2 separate regions of the Homo sapiens genome follow, and region 2 is linked to region 1. A link is a contact called in ENCODE Hi-C or POLR2A ChIA-PET data. All regions are on one chromosome and are shown on one strand. Each heading gives the region's core, a stretch centred on a gene start or an enhancer-like site at or near the end of the contact. The rest is flanking DNA. Distances are from core to core; before and after follow the strand shown.

What was found. A loop is a pair of places that touch in the nucleus more often than their neighbours do. ChIA-PET counts read pairs that join two places held with the same protein, here RNA polymerase II (POLR2A). Pooled maps may share reads with other maps.
Region 2: a map of endothelial cell of umbilical vein shows a loop between it and region 1 (8-fold over the local background). The contact joins two enhancer-like sites. A Hi-C loop is called at or near these places in 2 of 168 maps with a recorded cell type or tissue (Calu3 and endothelial cell of umbilical vein) and 2 of 50 pooled maps. POLR2A ChIA-PET finds 5 or more read pairs at or near these places in 1 of 52 experiments (activated CD4-positive, alpha-beta T cell).

Annotation. Positions count from the first base shown.
Region 1 is chr1:61,284,434-61,289,162 of GRCh38, forward strand. The region is part of intron 3 of NFIA (nuclear factor I A); the gene reads left to right. Among named protein-coding and RNA genes, the nearest start is that of NFIA-AS1, 33 kb to the left of the region's middle. Within about 2 kb of position 2,763, at least 5 of the 41 ENCODE cell types and tissues checked have a DNase peak (open chromatin) inside an H3K27ac peak, as active enhancers do.
Region 2 is chr1:61,434,114-61,438,842 of GRCh38, forward strand. The region is part of intron 10 of NFIA (nuclear factor I A); the gene reads left to right. Among named protein-coding and RNA genes, the nearest start is that of NFIA-AS1, 180 kb to the left of the region's middle. RefSeq lists an enhancer at 2,478-2,979. Within about 2 kb of position 2,881, at least 4 of the 41 ENCODE cell types and tissues checked have a DNase peak (open chromatin) inside an H3K27ac peak, as active enhancers do.

The DNA.
Region 1 (4,729 bases), core at 1,513-4,012:
ATTCCTGAGTCTTTCTCTGTGAAAGATGAGGTGCCATCCTAGGCTGGGGGCTTCCCCAAGTGCATGACGCAGTGGAGGCTGCAGAGCTTAAGCCACGGGATCCAGTGTACTTAAGGCGCCTTTTCAACTGAAAAATGGGGGGTGTGGGGGGAGATTTGTAGCCATTTTAAAGTAGTCTTATCCTCACACATTATGAGTATTTTATTGTCTTCACACAGAGAATAACTAGCTGAACAGACTTTAGGTTAGTTGGCTAGTAGCCAAAATAGGAAATGTTTTAGATCCTATTCCCCTGATTTTCAGGTTCTAAAATGGACTGACTGGGTGGTCTGTTTCAGACATCTTCCCCTCCCCACTCCCCCCACCTCCAACCCTTCACACACAAAGAGTTACACAGGAAAGAAGAAAAAAAGGGATTTCTTGCTGGTCCTCAAATTCGTTTGTGCCTCTGACTCTTATCCCAGGAGAGACCCAGAAGTGCCTATTGAATGTAACGTTCCAAGTAGGAAAGCATTTTAAAGTGTGTATTTAGAATGTATCTGGAATTGCGTAAATATATACATAGATCTAGATTCTAAAAATATGAAAATATGAAGCAATACAATTTATGCAGTATTTGAATTGGGCTCAAAAAGGAAATCAAATGAGGAGCCGTCATCAAATCACAGTGCGGTAGAAGGTGCACCTGGTGTTTGGCTACAGCTCCATCTGCCATTGCTCTGTTTTCCCTGTGATCTAAGCCTGGAACTAGTATGACAGGACCCTTTGACAGAGATATCCTTAGAAGGACCACTTCTAATGGCCACTTTTCATACCTCCCCATCAATTAAAAACCAGCGTGGTGAAAGATCAGAGGGGCGAGCTGGGGTCAGGAATTGGGTATGAGCTTTCCTTGCCACAAATAATAGGGTCACTTCTGCTTTTAAATTTGAATGTGAATTTGTTGTTTTTAAGCCTGTACATTATTTTTTGGAAGGAATTACCTATTTGTGGATAATATTAGTAAACTGAATGTAATATACATAATGTATTTGGGGATTTGGAGTCACTAATCCAGATTGATTAGTTGCCTGCTAGAAAAATTCATGTGGCCACAAGGATTTTTGGCACCTTTTCTCCCTGCAGCTTCCTCATTCTTTTTCTCTTCTTCAGGTTTTACTCAGCTCCAGGCAACTCTTTTCCCCCTGGCATTAGCTTGTCGTTAAGGAAATCTAGTGGGATATCTCAAATAGGGGTGGAGGGTAGGGGGCACTATTTGCTGCAGATTACTCTGCCCCATCTCAGTTGTGCATTTCTATACTTGGTTGATTTTAACCCAAAGGGAACCAGGGAGTCTCATATGGCTTATCCACAGGCATCATATGGTGAATATCCAAAAAGAGAAATGTAAGGATATTGTGGCAAGGCTCGGCAAAATAGGAATAGCTTTTCAACAATCTTTCCACGAAGGAAAGTCAGTGTTTTCTTAGATCTCTGTAGGTATTTTACAACCAGAGAGCTTCTCAGCAAGTAGCACTTGTAAACTCAGAGATGAACAAGAAGAAGCCAAATCACAGCTTCCGAATAGGTCAAATTAGCAAAAGAGACTTGCCATTAAAAGCCTGACACTGAGCGTCTGTTAAGGGAAAATCAGTTGTCCAAGTCACTTAAAGACTTGTACCTCAATTTTCTCATAAGTAATTTAACAGATCATTCTTAAGAATTGCTGGATAGGCCGGGCAGGATGGCTCACGCCTGTAATCCCAGCACTTTGGGAGGCCAAGGCAGGCGGATCACGAGGTCAGGGGATTGAGACCATCCTGGCTAACACTGTGAAACCCTGTCTCTACTTAAAAAAAAAAAAAATTAGCCGGGTGTGGTTGCAGGCGCCTGTAGTCCCAGCTACTCAGGAGGCTGAGGCAGGAGAATGGCATGAACCTGGGAGGCAGAGCTTGCAGTGAGCAGAGATTGCGCCACTGCACTCCAGCCTGGGTGACCGAGCGAGACTCTGTCTCAAAAAAAAAAAAAAAAATAGAATTGCTGGATATATTTGGACTAGGTATTGGATGTGTTAAGGGAATACAGAGATAGAGCAGACATCCTGCTCTTGAGAACCTGATAGTCTAGTAAAAGGGAAAAGACACCATTTGTTCGTTCATTCATTCAACAGGTATTTATCAAATACACTCTAAGAACCAGGCATGTTCTAGGCATCACACTGAGCAAAACAGAAAATCCTACTCTTAATTTAGCTTACCTTCTTGGGGAAGGAGACAGACAATCAGCTGATTAATACACATGTCACATGCCAAGTGGCATCAAACATTATAAAAGAAAATAAGGCAATATAAGGGATTAAAGAAGGGAGGATGTGGGTACTGTCTTATAAAGGGTGGTAAAGGAAGGCCTTTCTGATGTGTTGACATTTGAGTTAAGTCCTAATGAAGTCAAAGAAGTGAATTATGCAGATATTAGGGACTTTTATTCTAAGAAGAGGGAACATTAAATATAACAGCCCTGAGACATGCTGGAAGAACACTAAGGGGGTTGGTGTGGCTTGAAGGGTACAAACAAGGGAGAGAATAGTTGCAGATGAGTAGCAGGAAGGCAAATCATATTGGATCTTGTAAGCCAAGGAAAAGATATGGCACATCCTTGAAAAGCCATGGTATACTCTGGAAGAATGCACATATGAGTCCATTCATTTCTTGGTACAGTAGATATGTCCTGATCCCCTACACTGTGATAGTCACTGTTCTAGATAATGAGTGTTCAGTGGGAAGCAAAGTAGACAGAGTTTAGTGTGGAGTTGTACACAAAGACCTCATTCATAGCATTGTTAAGGAATGAGACTCTGATTTGTCATGGCAGTATCTTTTAGTACCTCCAAAGGTTTTCCCTCGTGCATATTACTAAAAGCCAAGTTACTTGCATGGAATAATATTTGGTTTCACATACCCAATTGTGTAAACAATTATTTCTCAAAATGGAGGTCGAAATCTGTGGAGTTTCAGCTTACCCCTGCTCTCGTGACCCCATTAGATTATAACCCCCAGGTCTCACATACATTCACCATGAAGGTGGATTTTGTTCCTAAATAGTTGCCAGATGTAGCACAATGGTGGCTCACACCTGTAATCCCAGCACTTTGGGAGGCCAAGGCAGGTAGATCACTTGTGGCCAGGAGTTTGAGACCAGCCTGGGCAACATGGCAAAACCCGTGACAGAGCAAGACTGTCCCCAACCCCCCCCAAAAAAAACAAGATGCCAAGTTAAATTTGAGTTTCAGATAAACAGTGAATAATTTTTTAGTACTGCGTGAAATATACTTACACAAACAAAGTATTCATTGTTTGTCTAGACCAAGTTTTGTATTTTATCTGGCAACCAGTTGTAATTCTCCACATATTCCTGTGGAGGTTACATAGGCAATAGTAACAGCAGTGTATGAAAAGGTTTGATTAGTCTGTGATGATTTCACTGATCACAAAAGGTCAAACCACTGGAATTTAACCCACTGAAAATGAAATCTGGGAAGAGTACTACAAAGTTCTAGTGACTTGGCTGCTTAAATTCCATTCCTTCCGCATCTGCTGGTACCTAGCCCAGTAGTTTTCTTGGAACAATAAACCACTTGTGAGGCACAGTCAATAGGTACAATATAATAGTTGAGAGCCACTCAGCCCATGCAAGTGAGTGTATAAGTTTAATTAGTCGTGTATTAATTGAGTAAGCCACTGCGACACTGTGTGAGCCCATACATCCAGTTACTGGCAGACCATTTACTCACGAAAGATGATGAAAATAGGAAATCAGTCAAATAATAGAGCATTTGGAATTCGCACATCCAAAGGTGAAGTAGAGAAATGGCATTTCTGATAAACTTGAAAATAGAAGGGGCCATATTTTTCATGTGCAATATGGAATGATAAATGTATATGTTTTCATCTGTAATTGGGACAACTTTGCTAGGTATGACAAATCTTGTTTGAACATGTTAAAGAAATATAGTGTAACCTTTGAATCCTCCTGCTTTAAAAAAGAATAGTGTTCACAGATTCAAGGAAAACAATTTTGGAAATAGGGTTAAACTCTATTAGGCTTAAAGCCAGATAATAACAAAAATAATGATTTTTGGTGATAATAATCATAATAGTAGCTCACAATCATTGTGGACTTTCTGTGTGCCAGTATGTTAGTTTGGGTCCTCCAAGAATAATATGTCCTGATAGGACAAGAGATTTATTGGGGCAATACCTATCAAATATAAAGGGGGACAGAGCAAGAGTAGATTGAGAGAACTTTTAGGCTGCAGTACAGTTCTGACAGGTGGGAAAGGAGGAGGGAAGAATGAGAGATTGGGTTGGAAGAATCCCAGAGCTCTCACTCCCATTGCCTAGGCTGGAGTGCAGTGGTATGATCATGGCTCACTGCAGCCTCAACCTCCCAGGCTCAGGTGATGCTCCCACCTCAGCCTACCAAATAGCTGAGACTATAGGCACACGCCACCAAGCCCAGCTAATTTACTGTATTTTTAGTAGAGACGAGGGTCTCACTATGTTGTCCAGGCTGGGTTCAAACTCCTGGGCTCAAGAGATCCACCTGCCTCAACCTCTCAAAGTGCTGGGGTCACAGGTGTGAGCCACTGCGCCTGGAGTAAGCTTCTAAGAAAATTTTGACCATGCCAATGGAGAGTCCCTGAGCTTAAGTCCCCTGTTGGAAGAATTCTGTGTTTTATAGGAATGGGTCT
Region 2 (4,729 bases), core at 1,631-4,130, 150 kb after region 1:
TTACGCTAAATTGTGCCTGAGAAGGGCCTTCCCAAGGGGAGACAATGTCTCTGAGAGTGGTAAGGACTGGCAGGAAGTGAATGCACCCCTCAGAATCTAAAGGGAAAGGAGGTACCTAAATCGAGGTGGTGCCTGGTCATTTTTTCTCGTATGTTCTCAGCTCCAGTAGCAGGTGTTGAATAGTAAGCAACACCTCGCAGAGATGAGTTACTCATGCAATCTGCTTCCCCTCCCTCCATACTACTGTGGGCAGGAGTGAATCGTCCCAGCTTCCCCAGCTCCCACACCAACCTGTAAGTTCTTGACACATTCTCTTCACATACACTTGGCGGCTGACTCACTGACAGGCTATGAGACACTCTTAAAATAAATTTTTCAATAAACAGAGTCTTTGTCTTTCAAGTTTTAATTTGGCAGCATGTCGTAGACATCCTTGGCCACAAACTTCACTTCTGGACAAAGTTCGAGCCATTAATTCTAGATACTGGTCACCTTTTCTCTCAGTTCCTGTTCTTCCTGTCACCTTTGCTCCACAAAGATTTGGGGGATCTTCTTAGTTGAAACAAATTGATGATTATTGTAATAATTAAGGTCTCTGCCATAGTATCTGGCACACAATAGGTGCTCAGTAAATATTGCTTCTCTTCTTGCTTCCTTTTTTTTAATATTAAAGTGAGAACAGTGGCAATAGAGAAGGGGAAGGTAAAAAAGAGATTTCACAGGAAATTTTACATTGTATGGGAGAGGAAGGGAATAGACCAAAAATCTGCTATCCATTAAATTAGCACTTGGAACTGTGGGAAAAGGGGGACAGAAAATGATGTCAGGAAAAGGGTTGGAAAAAGGAGTTGTGAGTTGGTGGACAGAACTGACAGGAACTAGATCAAAAGTTGATGATAGCCATGCATGGAACTTAGAAAACCATAGTGCCAAGTGCAGAAATGCCATCAACATTTCTAGCTTTTAGGTGGGTCTCCATAACAATGCTTCTGATCAGTGACATTCCAGGGTACTAAGGGAAATGTACTGGGTACTCACCAGGTTTCTCTGGGGGAACAGGAGGAAAAGTCATGATTCAAGGAGTAGGACAGACCTGTTCTGACATCCTGGCTGTGCCATTTATCTCAGTGATCTTGTGTATCTTACCCTTTAAAATTCAGCTTCCTCATCTGTGAAATGAAGGCAATAATAGTATCTACCTCATAGAAGAAACCCCAATTAAGTGTGGTTTAAGCCAGTCAGGATTATTTTCCTCCCGTAACAAGAAATCTGTGAGTGAGTGGTTGTTGGCATTGTTTCAGCGCTGCACGAGGCCAACAGGAACCCATGCCGTTCCTAACATTCTGCTCTGTCTTCCTCAGTATGCTGCCTCTTCAGCCTCATGCTTAGAGCCTCTGACGGCAAGATGGCTGCTGCAGCTCCAAATAGCATAGTCATATCATACCTTATTTTTCCTCTAATATCAGGGAAAAGGCCCTGCTATTCCTCCTGTGCACCCTGCTAGCAAATTTCTTTGTAGGTCTCATTGGCTAAATCTGGGTCACATTTTAATCTCTAGCTGCAAAGGATGCTGAGAAAACCAGCAGAAGATTATCTTGATTGGCTCAAATCATGACCGTCACCTAGGACCAGTCACATTTGCCTCTCTAAGCAAAATTGTCCCAAGGAAGAAGGCGCAATAGGTAGTGGATAGACTGTTAATAGGATCTGCCATATTCTTTTTTCCTATTCCCTGATAGGTTTCATGCACTTTTCAACTCCAGTAGTTGCACTTGACCCTCTTGTCTCTGAATGCTTGGCTTATTATTCTGCCTTTCCTCCACACACTCCCTATGTGTTTAGGAGATGTAGATGCTATGTGCGTGACTGTGCAGAGGTCATTTCTTTTCAGCCTCTGTTTGAGGTCCAGGATTTGGGCAGAAGTCCTGGCGTTTTGTGCAGACCTGCTCCCATGGGGCTGGGTCACCGTGTGCTGGTTAAACATGGACTCTGAAAAGGCTGAGTTGGAGGATATGTGCCTTTGTGGTTGCAGGGGAGCTCTGTGAAACAGTGCCCCCTGGGTGCCCTCCAGAGTGCTTACCAAACAGGCAGCAATAGGTTCTGGGTTTCTCTTTTATGACTTGGAACCAGATGCTTCCTTTGCAAAGGAAAAGAGCCTGGTTTTGCAGAGCTTGAGTCAACACAAGTTCAGAGAACAGGAAAATGAGTTGACTGGCCCTGCTGCATGAACTTTGAGGAGAGAACTCAATACAGGTGGTGTTCTCGCTGTCCACAAAGTCCTTGCTTGTGAAAATCCTATGCCCAAGAAATTGGCCTTACCGAATATTTCTACACTCTAAATAATGACTGTTCACATGAGGAAAGGATTCAGCATTAGGAATCCTTTTGGACCTAGGCTTTCCCAGGGCTTCTAATGAGTCTAAGGCCTTGAAAGTTCCACTGACACACACAGTTTCAAGCCCAGAGCTTGCTGTCTAATGTGAGATCCATCGAAGATCTCACGTGAGGTCTCAGTGATTCTTCCTGCCACTTTTCTCACACCCACCTGCTTACCTTCCTGTTTGTTTATTGAGGACTTAGGCACATTCTTTGATCTGTGCCCTGTCTTTTTGGGATATAGCCTTTCTATTGAGTCTGTTCATTGAGTTACATTCCACAGCACACACCTCCCCCAAAATATTTGCATGAGAATTTTTCTTAAGGTCTCACATTGCTTCCTTTACAGCAGAGATGAAATAACTTAGCACTTCTAATTGGCTTTTCACTTTCCAAACGCTTTACACATTTAACTAATGAGTCACATGAGCTTGTGATAAGCCGGATCCCTTGTCTTGGAGCAGGGACACTGGGTTAGGACAGGCTGTTCTGGCCCTGTGTTTCTCACCCTCAACACCCTCCTTCCTCAGAGTCTGAATGTGTTGAGATAATGGGGATGCCACCAGGCACAGTTGTTCTCAGCACAGGGCAACCTCGGACCCTCACAGTGCTGCCTTAATAATGTGGGAAGCACCCTTTGCTGCCCTCCAGGGCTGGACTATGCTGCATATCTCCTGTTGCCTTGACTAGTGAAGGGAAGCATAAGGCCAGCCCTCATGACATACAGCTTCTGCCCCTCTCAAGCGCAGTCTTCCTTCCATTGGTCCCTGGCAGTGTGTCTGTGCATATATGGGGAAGGAGTGGTACTAGGGGGATAGAAGAATAACATAGTAGGTCTAATAAGGGAACTGACCATAGGAGGGACCTATGGTCTTGGTACACAGAGAAACCCTGGACTAGGAGTTTTTCTACATCTTGGTACACAGAGAAACCCTGGACTAGGAGTCAAAATACCTGGATTCCTAGCTCATCTCTCCCACCCGCCAGCTGCATGATTGATCTTAGAGAGGAGAAAGAAGCCAGAATTTATTGAGCACCTACTATGTTCCTGGCACCATACTAAGCTGGAAGGGAGGCTAAAGATGTACATTATTCAATCCCTGCCGTACATAGCTCACAGAAAGAAAAGTAAATAAACTAAGATGTGATCGATGAAGTAATTGAAATAGGTATAATCCATACAGAAGAGTCAGTAACTAACTCTGGGGAGAAGCATGGAGCTCATGGAAGATATGCCAGAGGAGAAGACACATGAGTGGTTTTGAAGGAGACAGATATACTTGGTGGGGAGAACATTCCAGACCAGGCAGGAGGAACAGTGCATGCAAAGGAACAGCAGTGTGTGTCTGAAGAACCCTATTCTGTTTGGTGTATCTGTCAGTTTACAGTAGACGGCAGAAACATTAGATCAGAGTCTAGTCGTGAATAAATACATACCTTTTTCCAAGGGTAGTAAAGCACTTGGACTTTATTCTGTGGGAGATGGGAAGCAGGTGATGGGCACAGTGGGATCTCTATATGTGAAGAAACCTCTGCCTTGCTTGGTTCAATCCTCCTGAGATACAGGATTTTATAGGCAATAGTAGCATTGAGACCTGTGGTCATGAGGTACCTTCCTCTTCTGGGCAGCATAATGTAGTGGAAAAAATAGAAGCTTTGGAGGGAGACAGACCTGAGTTTGATCTCAGTATGTGACCTTGGAATAATTTTTAGCCTTTCTGACCCTCAGATGTCACATCTATAAAATTATAAATGAATGCCTGCATTCCACTTAGAGTTATGTAAAGACTCAGTCTAGTTAGGATGAAAAGCCCTCAGCACCCTGCCCAGCCAGTGTGTGGTGCTGCCTTTTCAGCCCTCAGGAGGGAACCTCTGTGAGCACTGGAGGCAGGGTGCTGCTCATTTATCTTTAGGACAAGGGGCCTGTGACCACAAAGAAGAAACAGAAATGGTAATATGATGAGCACCCCGGAGGTAATCTGGTAATGTTCTCCCTGAGCTAAATCTCTTCTCACCGCATCCTCCCGTGTCCATTTTCCTTAAGTTGTGCCATTAATTCTCTCATTACCCAGTGGAATGATATTTATGTATTAAGATCATACTTAGCATACTCCCAAGGAGCAAGTTAAAGTTCAACTAACGTCGCCAGTTTCTCGTTGTAAGGATAAATACACTGAGGAATCCATACGGAGAGCTTCTGTGTGTCTTATAATTTCATATTAAAAAAAGATTAAATTTTATACTGGATAAGAGAGGGAAGGAAAAAAAAATCCCAGTGCAAAAACAAGTTGTGAACCTAGGAGCACAGTTTCTGAATGTTTATTTTGTCAGATACACAGCTGACATGATTAGT